Linked DNA regions of Homo sapiens: all the other regions are linked to region 3. The links are chromatin contacts, found by Hi-C or POLR2A ChIA-PET in ENCODE. All regions are on one chromosome and are shown on one strand. Each heading gives the region's core, a stretch centred on a gene start or an enhancer-like site at or near the end of the contact. The rest is flanking DNA. Distances are from core to core; before and after follow the strand shown. Region 1 has its middle 150 kb from the start of TMEM170B. Region 2 overlaps HIVEP1 (HIVEP zinc finger 1). Region 3 overlaps ADTRP (androgen dependent TFPI regulating protein). Region 4 overlaps HIVEP1 (HIVEP zinc finger 1).

What was found. Hi-C counts contacts between places; a loop is a spot of excess contacts on that map. ChIA-PET counts read pairs that join two places held with the same protein, here RNA polymerase II (POLR2A). Pooled maps may share reads with other maps.
Region 1: a loop to region 3 is called in a map of naive thymus-derived CD4-positive, alpha-beta T cell, with 3 times the contacts of the local background. The contact joins two enhancer-like sites. A Hi-C loop is called at or near these places in 1 of 168 maps with a recorded cell type or tissue (naive thymus-derived CD4-positive, alpha-beta T cell), 1 of 37 single-sample maps with no recorded cell type and 4 of 50 pooled maps.
Region 2: a loop to region 3 is called in a pooled map, with 2.1 times the contacts of the local background. The contact joins two enhancer-like sites. A Hi-C loop is called at or near these places in 8 of 50 pooled maps. POLR2A ChIA-PET finds 5 or more read pairs at or near these places in 2 of 52 experiments (activated T-cell and naive thymus-derived CD4-positive, alpha-beta T cell).
Region 4: a map of naive thymus-derived CD4-positive, alpha-beta T cell shows a loop between it and region 3 (5-fold over the local background). The contact joins two enhancer-like sites. A Hi-C loop is called at or near these places in 1 of 168 maps with a recorded cell type or tissue (naive thymus-derived CD4-positive, alpha-beta T cell), 11 of 37 single-sample maps with no recorded cell type and 11 of 50 pooled maps. POLR2A ChIA-PET finds 5 or more read pairs at or near these places in 1 of 52 experiments (GM12878).

What each region holds. Positions count from the first base shown.
Region 1 is chr6:11,388,665-11,391,364 of GRCh38, reverse strand. No RefSeq gene overlaps it. Among named protein-coding and RNA genes, the nearest start is that of TMEM170B, 150 kb to the left of the region's middle. Within about 2 kb of position 1,269, at least 8 of the 41 ENCODE cell types and tissues checked have a DNase peak (open chromatin) inside an H3K27ac peak, as active enhancers do.
Region 2 is chr6:12,147,182-12,149,881 of GRCh38, reverse strand. The region is part of intron 7 of HIVEP1 (HIVEP zinc finger 1); the gene reads right to left. Among named protein-coding and RNA genes, the nearest start is that of HIVEP1, 140 kb to the right of the region's middle. Within about 2 kb of position 1,252, at least 3 of the 41 ENCODE cell types and tissues checked have a DNase peak (open chromatin) inside an H3K27ac peak, as active enhancers do.
Region 3 is chr6:11,713,169-11,715,868 of GRCh38, reverse strand. ADTRP (androgen dependent TFPI regulating protein) reads left to right here. Exons shown (of 6, transcript NM_032744.4): 6 at 1,357-2,346. The coding sequence ends at 1,391. Among named protein-coding and RNA genes, the nearest start is that of ADTRP, 64 kb to the left of the region's middle. RefSeq lists an enhancer at 1,344-1,493. Within about 2 kb of position 1,413, at least 4 of the 41 ENCODE cell types and tissues checked have a DNase peak (open chromatin) inside an H3K27ac peak, as active enhancers do; they include GM12878, where a contact is called at or near this core.
Region 4 is chr6:12,117,932-12,120,631 of GRCh38, reverse strand. HIVEP1 (HIVEP zinc finger 1) reads right to left here. Exons shown (of 9, transcript NM_002114.4): 4 at 1-742. Among named protein-coding and RNA genes, the nearest start is that of HIVEP1, 110 kb to the right of the region's middle. RefSeq lists enhancers at 1,234-1,343, 1,354-1,463, 1,182-1,476, 1,494-1,543. Within about 2 kb of position 1,356, at least 3 of the 41 ENCODE cell types and tissues checked have a DNase peak (open chromatin) inside an H3K27ac peak, as active enhancers do; they include GM12878, where a contact is called at or near this core.

The DNA of each region.
Region 1 (2,700 bases), core at 20-2,519, 320 kb after region 3:
GTGAGAGCAGGCAGTATTTGTCTTTCTGTGCCTGGCTTATTTCACTTAGCATAATGTCTTCCATATCCATCCCTGTTGTTGCAAATTATAGGATTTCTTTCTTTTTAAGGCTAAATTGTATTCCATTGTGTGTATATACCACATTTTCTTTATCCATTCGTTCACTGATGGACACAGGAAAATTTCCTATTTTAGCTATTATAAACAGTGCTGCAGTAAACATGGGAGTACAGATATCTCTTCAACATAATTTCAAGTCCTTAGGATATATATATCCCGAAGTGGAACTGCGGCATCTATATGGAATTTTTAAAAGATTTCATTGGCCGGGCGTGATGGCTCAAGCCTGTAGTCCCAGCACTTTGGGAAGCCAAGCCGGGTGGATCACGAGGTCAGGAGTTCAAGACCATCCTGGCTAATATGGTGAAACCCCATCTCTACTAAAAAATACAAAAAAATTAGCCGGGCATGGTGGCTTGCACCTGTAATCCCAGCTACTCGGGAGTCTGAGGCAGGAGAATCACTTGAACTGGGAGGCGGAGGTTGCAGTGAGCAGAGATCATGCCACTGCACTCCAGCCTGGCAACAGAGCAAGATTCTGCAAGATTCTGTCTCAAAAAAAAAAAAAAGAAAGAAAAAAAAAAAAAGAAAAGATTTCATTGGTTGGTAAGTAATGATACATAATACATACATATTTGGTAAATAACAAATACAACAAATATGTGTTGTCGTGTAGTCTTGAGGTCATTCAGATGATGTATGTTTTGTAAAGTCTTCGTGGGTTCTGGTATGGTGCATTATGACAGATCTCAAAATTGTGTTGCTAGAGCTCAAGATTAAAAAGGACATTTTAGAGAGTTTGTGGCCAAAACAAGGCTTGCCTATCATTACAGTCTCCCAGCAGTCTCATCTAAAGTCTAAAAAAGCTCATTCACAATCCACTCAGTGTCAACAGGTGAGGGCTACTAGCTGATACTAGAGTTATCAATACCGATGATAGGCACAGCAAATGGAACCGTGCAGCTCATTAGAAGATACTTACGAACCACTTAAACTTAAGAACTTGGCTTTAGTGAGTTAAAAATGCAGAGTATGCCCTGCAAAACCAGTTTCCACTTGAGCAAGAATTTGTTAGTTCTTATCACAGCCAACCATCTTCCGGAATTTGAATGGCCCTAAACCTAATTTGGCGTTTTGGACAGGACAATAGGTACTTGCGTGACATGGTTGGGGAATAACGCACAGCTGTTTCCCATTTAGGTCACTTTGATCTATGACTGAGCCAAATACCTGGGCCTGTCCCCAGCCAAACTACACCCCAGAGGAATGAAGGAAATAGAGCAGAATTTTAGGAGCAGGGATCTCAGTACTTTTTTAATCAAGTTTTTATTCATCAAATATTTGTTGGATGCTGTAGAAGTGTTCTCAAACATTCATGTCCGTAAGATTTGCCTAGGACAGTCCCACGACCAAGACAAACAGAATTTGCAGTTGAGTCACAGAGCCTGGGAATCTACATTTAACCAGCCTCATAGGTGATTCTGATAAGAGACCTCCATGGACTACTTTGTAAAATGTTTAGTTTGGTCTCCAGAATGAATAAACAACAGTTCCCTGCCCTCTGGAGCCTCAAAGTCCAGGGAATGGAGATACACTATTGTGACATTATGTGATTAATAGAGGGCCTGGTGACAGTGAAGGAGGAAAGGAAGACTCTGTCCAGGGGATACCAAGGGGTTGCCAGAAAGACAAGGAGAAAGGGCATTCTAGGCAGGGGAACAGCCTTTACATGCCATAACCATGAGAAATTATGGAATAGGAGGGGACCGAGAGCAGCCTCAATGTTTAATAAATTAGCAGACTCAGGTATTTCTTTATAGCAACACAAATGGACTGAGACAAATGGAAGTATGGGACGAGAAGGCTGGCCCCTGGTTTAAATGGGATGAACTTATCCAGAGAAAGCAGGAGCATGAACATGTGTGGGGCCCAAGGGTGAATCACAGTTTGATGTGATGGGAAGGTGAAGGGCACTGCAGAGGTGGACAAGGCAGGAGAGAATGTAAAGAGAAGAGTGGACTGCCATTCACCAGCACAGTCATTTCAATTCTATTTTGTAGGCAACAGGAAGTTGGCAAAAGTCTTTAAGCAGAAAGTGAACATGAGAAGATATGAAGTTTGTCTATGGAAGTATCTAATATTTTGAAGATGTTCATTCAATTAATATCTCCTGAGGACCTGGTGTATTGGCCCATTCAGGCTGCTATACCAAATAACTAGGACTGAGTAACTTACAAACAACAGAAAGTGATTGCTCCCAGTAGTGGAGGCTGGAAGTCTAAGATCAAGGCGCCAGCAGATTCAGTGTCTGCTGAGGTCCCTCTTCCTCATAGATAGTGCCTTCCAGCTGGGTCTGCATGTGGTGAGAGGAGCAAAAGACTCCTTCAGGCCTCTTTTATAAGGGGACTAATTCCATTCATCAGGACACTGTCCTCATCTCCTAATCACCTCTCAAATGCCCCACTTCCTAATAATAACACCTTAAGAATTAGGTTCCAACATATGAATTTTGGGGGGGACACAAAAATCTGAACCATAGCACCTACCGTGTTCCTAACAGTGTTCTATAGAGGCTAGAAGAGGACCTCACAGCTAGGAATTGTTGTAACAGTCTGAGCAATTAACGTCTAAACTAAGAAA
Region 2 (2,700 bases), core at 3-2,502, 430 kb before region 3:
GAAGGGGTCTGTGGCCTTTCATCACATCATTTTCACATCACCCTTTAATGAACACTCTTTATCAACCAGGGACCAGGCACAATATGATGGTGAATGATAACCTGGGTATGGTGTGGTTGGCAGAGTAGAGAACAGGTCTAGGATCCTTAAAAGGAAAAGACTGAAGATAATGCTTGGAAAACACTGACATTAATTAGAAAGAAATATGGAGAAAACCTTTAGTGAAAAACAAAACAATGCACATGTAAGGGAGCAACTCAGCACAAACACAGCATAAGACCTGGGCTTTTTCCAGAACGCTATGAGCTGACGGAGATATTACCAAGTGGTAATGATGTTTAAAAAATAAGTACTATACTGGGGTGCTTTGTAGTAACACTGACTGCCTCTTAAGTGTTTAGTACATTTTGTTTAATGAATGAAAGCTCAGAGACGTTTCCTGGTGATGATTATGTTTATGCTACAGAAAAGATCAGTTAAATGACTAAGCCCCCAAATGTGTCCTATAAACCTAAAAACACAATCCTTAGGTTTCTGGCTACTGTTCTGCAAACTCTGGCAGGGGTTGTGACTTTTTAGATTTACAATCAGGTCTCCCAAATTTTGTCCTTTTTAAAAAAAGGTTTACCCCATTTTCCATGTCAGAGATCATCAAGACTCAAACATATAAGGCATGTTCTTAAATATCCTATTAGTATCAAGTATACATCACTTTCAGAAAAGCATGCTGAGTCTAATATTCCCTCTTCACATGCGGCAGGACCCCACTACTGATGTCACTACCACCCTGTTGTTAGGAAACAGGAAGTGTACCTACCAAAACAGAGAAGACAATTTTCATACTGATCAAGACTTGATGTTTCATAGTACTGGTTCCTGAAAAGACACGTGGCTCCTGATGTGGGACATTTTTCTTTCAGCACTATATTATCTAATAGTCATCTATAATCTGTTAGCATGATGAAACGACATACTTCGACTGTGTTTGGGAGAACCCAGGAAATAAAAGAGTTTCCTGGGTTATTTTGGATTTTCAGTTTTCATATAGCTAGACCAGACATCCTTCGATAACTGCAGGTGTGAAGACATAATGAAAGGTGTCTGAAAAGCCACCAAAATCACTGTTTGGAATAAAAGAGGCTGACTTTGATAACTGTTGTGGAAACTTACTGCTGGCAAAACCAGAGGATTGTCCTGAATTTCTACTGTTGACACACAGCAAATGAAATCCCGGTGTGGTTTCTAGCAGTCTGTTTGTGTAACATGACTAATATTCGAATTATGTTAGATTAAGAAGATGAGAGATGATATCAAGACCCCATGATACCACAAAAGGTTGTTCACCATTAAAAGGAAAAGACAGCAAGTTTGTGTGTTAAAATATCCCACTTTACACGATACAATGTTTTCACTTATCCTCACTGACTGGGCTAAGAAAATGGAGAATACACTGTCAGGCAGGACTCTCAAGAATGGCAGAGGCTTTACATAGTGGCTCACTTCTCAAAAGAGCTGCTGCCAAGAGCCTGCTCCCCAAGAGGGGCAGGTATCCCCTATGATGAGGGAGGTGGAGACGCATCGGGGTGTGAAGAGGATGCAGGGGGGAACCAGGCACATGAGCTCACTCGACAGTGACCAGCCCCCAGGTCTCCCTAGCTTTGTTCTGCTGGGCTGTCCACTTCAAAACTTGAAACTGTAGCACCAGAAACATTTTATTCTCCTTCATCATGTTTTAAGTCAGCCACTTCTTCTACTCCTACTGTATGTCTAATATAGTAATCATTTGCATTTTTCTTTGGAAAATAAAATTGTTAGTAAAATGAAACACTTCATAACACACTGCTCTCTTTATAACATTCTTATAGAGTTGATTGGGGCAAGGTTTTAAAACATATACAGAAGCGTTAAAGTAGGACAAGTACAGGCCTCATCTTTTACCAGAGGCTATTCTGTGGTGAAAGTTCTACACCACAGTGATCCTGGGCCAGAGCAGAAACTAATTCCAGGGGAAATAATGCTTCCTAGTTTAATAAATTGATAGCGCTATTTCCAAATTAGTCATTATACATTTATACATAGACATAAAAAACGGGATATCACAAGGGAAAATCATTTCAGACTTTCCATCCAAACTGTTAAACTCCATCTGGTGGAGAATGAGAGAGGCTGAAGTCCTGAGGTACTTCTTTTATAAAACACTCATCCACCCAGAAAAAAGGCTTTGGCTCTGTGGGAGTATTAGTATTATTGTTGCTGAATGGGATCATCCACTTAATGAAACATGCTTCTTTCTGTCATTACTGTCTAAATTCCCACTACAAAATAAAACAGCAGCAACAGCAAAAAACAAACAAACAAACAACAAACCTCAACAATGAAAATTCAAGGGTCACAGATTAAAAGCCCTATAATCTTTTGTCTCCAGAACATTTGAGAACATAACCCAGGATAAAAGTCAGATATATGTGGTCCTAAAGGGGCAATAGCTTTAAACAACTTCGGTTCAGACTTTTGTAATCAAAGAAACACTGTATGTGTCACTATTTAGAAAAATTAAAATACTCAAGAATCCTATCTAAAAAATAATAGTTTTCAAGTGTCAGAACATGAAGAAATGGGTATAAACTGACATGACAGGGGTGTTCATTGTATCCAAGCCCAGTGAATAGAGTTTAAACCTGAAATGGCAGTTCTCATGCT
Region 3 (2,700 bases), core at 164-2,663:
TAGTGAGACCCTGTATCTAATAAAAAAGCAAAAAAAAAAAAAAAAAAAAAAAAAAAAAAAAAGCTGGGCATGGTGGTGTGCACCTCTAGTGCCAACTAGTCAGGAGACTGAGGTTGGAGGACTTCAGCCCAGGAGCTCAAGGCCGCAGTGAGCTGAGATTGTGCCACCGTATTCCAGCCTGGGCAAAGACCTTGTCTCAAAAAAAAAAAAAAAAAAAAAAGGGAAAAACAGAAGAGAAAGAAGTAGACACACCAATGAAAACAACGTGAAATCCATAAAGCTTGATAAACAATAAGCCTCGGCTGAAGTGACTGGGGTAGTCTAGATTGATGAGGAGCAGACGAAGAAGACAGAGTTTTGATCTTGAAAATTTTGCATGAGATGAATACAAGGATAGCCATGAGGACTGCATGATCAAGAGGTGGCCATCCTAGGAAATCAGTGTAATTAAGGGGCCACAAACAGGACTTCAAGTCACCAGTCATGATAGCCTCTAAGAAGTGGAGTTCCAGCAGAATGGAATGAGTATAAGATATCTAGTGTTTACTGTTAAGGATAGAATTGATGAAGGTGGCAGGGTTTGAAGGGTGAATCATGGAATTAGGAGCATGGATTTGCTGCAGGAATACCAAGCCAGAACTACCAGGGCTGTAAGTTCTGGAATGGAGGAGAAGTTTTTAAAGTAGCATTGACAGTATTTGGCAACAAGCACAAAGGATAATGAGCTAATGAAATTTCACAAATTGCAGAGCTTACACAAAGATTTATGATCATTAAATATGGAGTACCAACTTGTTGGCTGAATAGAAGTCATTCTACAAATCTAATGCTATAATTTCAGTAGAATAATGCCCCTCTAATGAGCTTACTCAAACCTAATCCATATGCCAGTACTTTTCCACCAGGCTGATGAATTCATTTGCTAAGAGGTCACAGAATGACCCCAATTAGTTGAACATCCACCCTTCTATTTCCTCTCTAATTTGATGTGGTCTCTTCATCTCCATCTGCAAAGTCTCAAAGTTTGCTGATGGATTGTGTGTAGCCTGCAGACACTCACTCAGAGTCACAGCAATATGCTTCCTCTTAGCTATGCAGAGTACCTGAAGGCAAACAGCATCGTGGGTGCCTGGCTAACTGTGAACCCAGCACTGAGGGAGGACGGCAGAGTTGTTCTCTGCCCCTGTCATCGTGGCAGCTGTTTTTTCATAACTCCTTAAACTGCATCTTGTCACCTTGGGAAAAGTGTGTTCAACTTTCCACTGCCCCAAGTCAGAGTGAATCTCTACCCACAACAAAAATACCCATTAGGGAAAGCCTGAAGCCTGAGGTCTGTCTCTGTTCTTGTTTGTACAGGTGACATGAGGCAGCCACGGAAGAAGAGGAAGTAATTGCACACCATTTTCCAAGAACCAAGAAAGAAGAAAACACAAGAGATTTTTCTCATCTTTTTTTTTTTTTTCTGGTGGAGGGAGGTGGTGGAGGAACATAGCAAAGTAGGAGGGACAGAGAGTGATACTTAAATTTAATAAGAGGTTCGTGAAGGTAGCTTAACTTGAGAACTCTTGGTTTTTTGAAAGGTTGACTGCACATGCCAAAAACAACTCCTGCTATCTCAGAATTAATTATCTTTGACCTTCGTGGAGGATGGTCTCTGGTTAAAATCTGGCCAAAGAAACTCACATAAACTTGGTGTTAGAGAACATCTAGAGAGAGAGAGAGGAACTTAGAGTCATTTAAACTCTTCAGTTTACAGAGAAGGATGCTGAGGACCTAGATGAGAAGTTACCTGCAAAAGGCAAAAGGGTTACTTAGTGTCAGAACCAAGGCAATGACTTCTCTCTCCCAGATCTCCTAGCTACTGGTCCTGGGCCATTTTTTTTTTTTTAAATAATCCCAACTTTCTTTAAAAGACAAGCATTTCAGTAAGCTAGTTATTTTCATGGGTTGCTCATCCATTTTTTTCAGTGATCTAAAAATGTAGGGAGATGGCTACTACTGAAGTTGTCTGTCTACTTGGGATAATAGCAAATTAATTGAAGACAATGGGAAAGTAAGTTATAAAAAATACTGGGAAATCTGTTTCTCTTCTGAGCAAGCATTCAGGGCAGGTATAAACATCAAACATAGTGACATTGTCAAAACCTCTTCCATTTGAACATTGATTAATTCATCAAATAAATGGTATAGTAATAAATTTTGCTTGCAGAAGAATCTGGATGGGAAGTGATAGAATTATAAGGGCTGTTGAGATTGCTTTGCTACAAAGCACTTTTCTGAATTAGTGTGTGGTTTAACAAAGCTGATTTCCAGATGCTTAACAAGGATTCATGATCCCTGCTGTGATTTTCCTAGTGTTATTTTCCTGGCCTTTATTTGTGGGCACATTTTTTAAAGAACACAAATGGCAAATGGCTATTGGTGGGTAGACATATTTGAGTCTACTAGTATGTCACTAGGCTCATATGGGTTGGGGTGTGGACACTGAAGGAAATTGGACTTGGACTTCCCAACCTAACATTATGTAGGAGAAATCTGGTAAAAATGAGCAAGAGTGGTCTTGAAGGGTTACAGAAGAGGACAGAATATCTCAGGTGGGAAGGCAGCCTAAGGGAAGACCAGGGCAGGCACCAAGAAACCTGCTTAATTCCCACTTCTTTTTCTACTGTTCTGTTAATATGGGCCTCAAGTCTTTTCCAG
Region 4 (2,700 bases), core at 107-2,606, 400 kb before region 3:
GACTGCATTGCCCCTTGCTCATTCTTCTGAGCAGCAGACATATGGACTGTGTATGAGGTACAAGAAGACTGTGATTCAGCAACCAATTCCTGTGAAGTCTGATTTGGGGCATCCATTGAACTGTTTTTTAATTTGGGAGGGGAACGTGCAGTTTTATTTGGCCTCAGTTTTTCTGTCTTAATTGCACAAGGTGAGCCCTTTTGTGACAAGGTGCTCAGTTCTGGCTCCATTGCTTTCAGTAAGACATCGAATGCAGTGTTTGTATAGGAGGGGGACGTAGTGCCACAATGAGAAGAGATGCATTCGCTATTGTCAGTCCTGGTTTTACTTGACAAGGAACTTGAGTCACATTGTTCATCGAGGTCACTGAATTTGGCAGGATCAGCGCCTTCGGATCTCCATCTACGCAGTTCAGATGGTTGCTGCAGAAACAAGGGCTTCTTTGGGGAGACAGATTCTTCAGATTTTGAGGCTTCAGCAATTATTCCAGGTGTTTCTCCATTTTGTTTGGTAAACTGCTTCCCATTTTTTACAGGAATATAATTCTGTTTCTTGTGAGACTCCGAAGCACTATGAAGAACGGCGAAAGATGACTCTTCTGTATTTTGTTTATGTTTTGCCTGAAGAGGATTTCTCAGTGGGGATTTTGGTATTTTTTTCAGGTGATTCTCAGCTACGATCTTTTTGCGTTTCACACCTTTAAGGGATTCCGAAGTTCCTTTAACACCAGCCTGTAAGATTTCTGGAAAAAACAACAACAACAACAAACAATTGGTAACATTGTACATACACCAACTATAATTTTTTGAAAATTAAGATTACTATCATAAGGACATTATGACAAGTGAAGAAAGTATTTAAGGAAAGTCTATTTTTTAAATAAAATTGCACTTCTGCATTCCGGAAATTGAACAATGATGCCAATCAAAATCTATTGAAACACTCATTCAAAGACCTAAGTGTGCATTTCTAGAATGCTTATGTTCCTTTCTTGAATAATCAACATCCTGGAACTAGATCTTTCAAAACTGAATTATCTTTCCCCTTTTCACTATCATACTTAAACAGTGCTCCATGGGGTTAAAGAAACTGGTAACTAACAAGAAGTTTTGAGCTTGTCTTACAGCACTGCAGATAAAGAAACAGCTTGTTAGAACTCCCTCTGCTTGTAACAAAACTGGTTGACTGGTTGAAGCTGGTTGGAACTGGTATGGCTGATTGGGATCTGCACAGAATAGACTTCTTGCCAGATGAGGGACTTTCTGATATCAAAGCCAGTATTTTCACCACAGGTTTCACACCAACTCCCTCCGAATTTGCAAAGGCAACCCATGAGGAAGCACGAAGAGACAACTGTGCCTGCTCAAGGGACTTTCCAAACCTCCCCTCCCTTTCCAACAATCATTAACCAACCCCAAAACTCCTCCTCCAGCATCTCCTCCTTTTATATACTGCTTTAAGCTGGTAAGGGAAGACAGAATTGAGCCCATCTCCTGCATGGCTGCCTTGCCATTAATCTTTCTCTCTATAAAAATCCAGTGATTCAGTGTTTGGCTTTTCATTGTGTGCAGACAAATGGACCTAGATTGGCTTGGTAGCAATACCTGAGGACTCTGTCTACACAACAGTCTGAGAAGGCTGGCCAAAAAGAAGAAAATTCAACCCTTTAATGCTGAGTATTTGACTGTCTTATCTCATTAAGGTTCTTTTAAAACAAACTTTTCAGCAAATTTCTAAGTATGCAAAACTGATATTTTCAGGAGAAAAGGGGCTGCTAATATAATTTCTAGAGCAGACCATAGTCAGGACAGCCATGAAGTATTGCTGATGTAGCAATTATATCAATGAACAGAAAATTATGAAACTAAAATAATCCACTTATTTGTGGTTTCTTACCAACAAAATTAAAAAGTCATAAGGTTGTAATGGGCCTTGGTTTAAAAAAAATCACCACTTTAACTCAACAAAATATTCAATGGCTATGTTTCTTTGTCATTAGCAATAGGTAGGGCAGGTAGGCAGGTAGGGAGATAGGCAGAAAGAAGGTAAAACTTATTGCAAGAGAAATGAAATCACCTTAATTTCTAGTTGTGTTGGAAATAAATCAGTATTTAAGTGACAGTGCCCACAATCTATCAACTACTGTATTTTTGAGCAATAATTACTTGCCATGATTTACTTTGGTTTCCATTTGTTGGATTGTTGGGCATATGAACAAAAAATATTCAATCGTATATTACTCTATTTGTAGAAAGCCAACTACTTAATTCTCCACTATTTTCAAATAGCTGTTGCAACGTACATATTTGAAATTCATATTAGACCAAAATGTCTACACTGTAATAACTACTTATTGAGAATAAAATTTACATTAGAAATATTCTAGTAATATTGTGACATCAGTTTATATGCTCTCATATCATAGTTTAATGAAAAAAATGCATACTATTCCATTAAAGATATATTTACCCACCATAATAAAAAAAAAAACAAAAGGGGGTCTCATAACTAAAATATTTGAGCTAAAGAACAATAGAAAAAAGTATCAGTATTATTCACTTTTACAAAATGTTGAACAAACATTTTTTTATTCTCCAATCCACTCACTCATGAAATGATGTTTTCCCACTGGTTTTCCCTTATTAAGATGAATGTAAGAAAGTCAGTGATGCACTTTTTGACTCTCATTAACTCTATCAG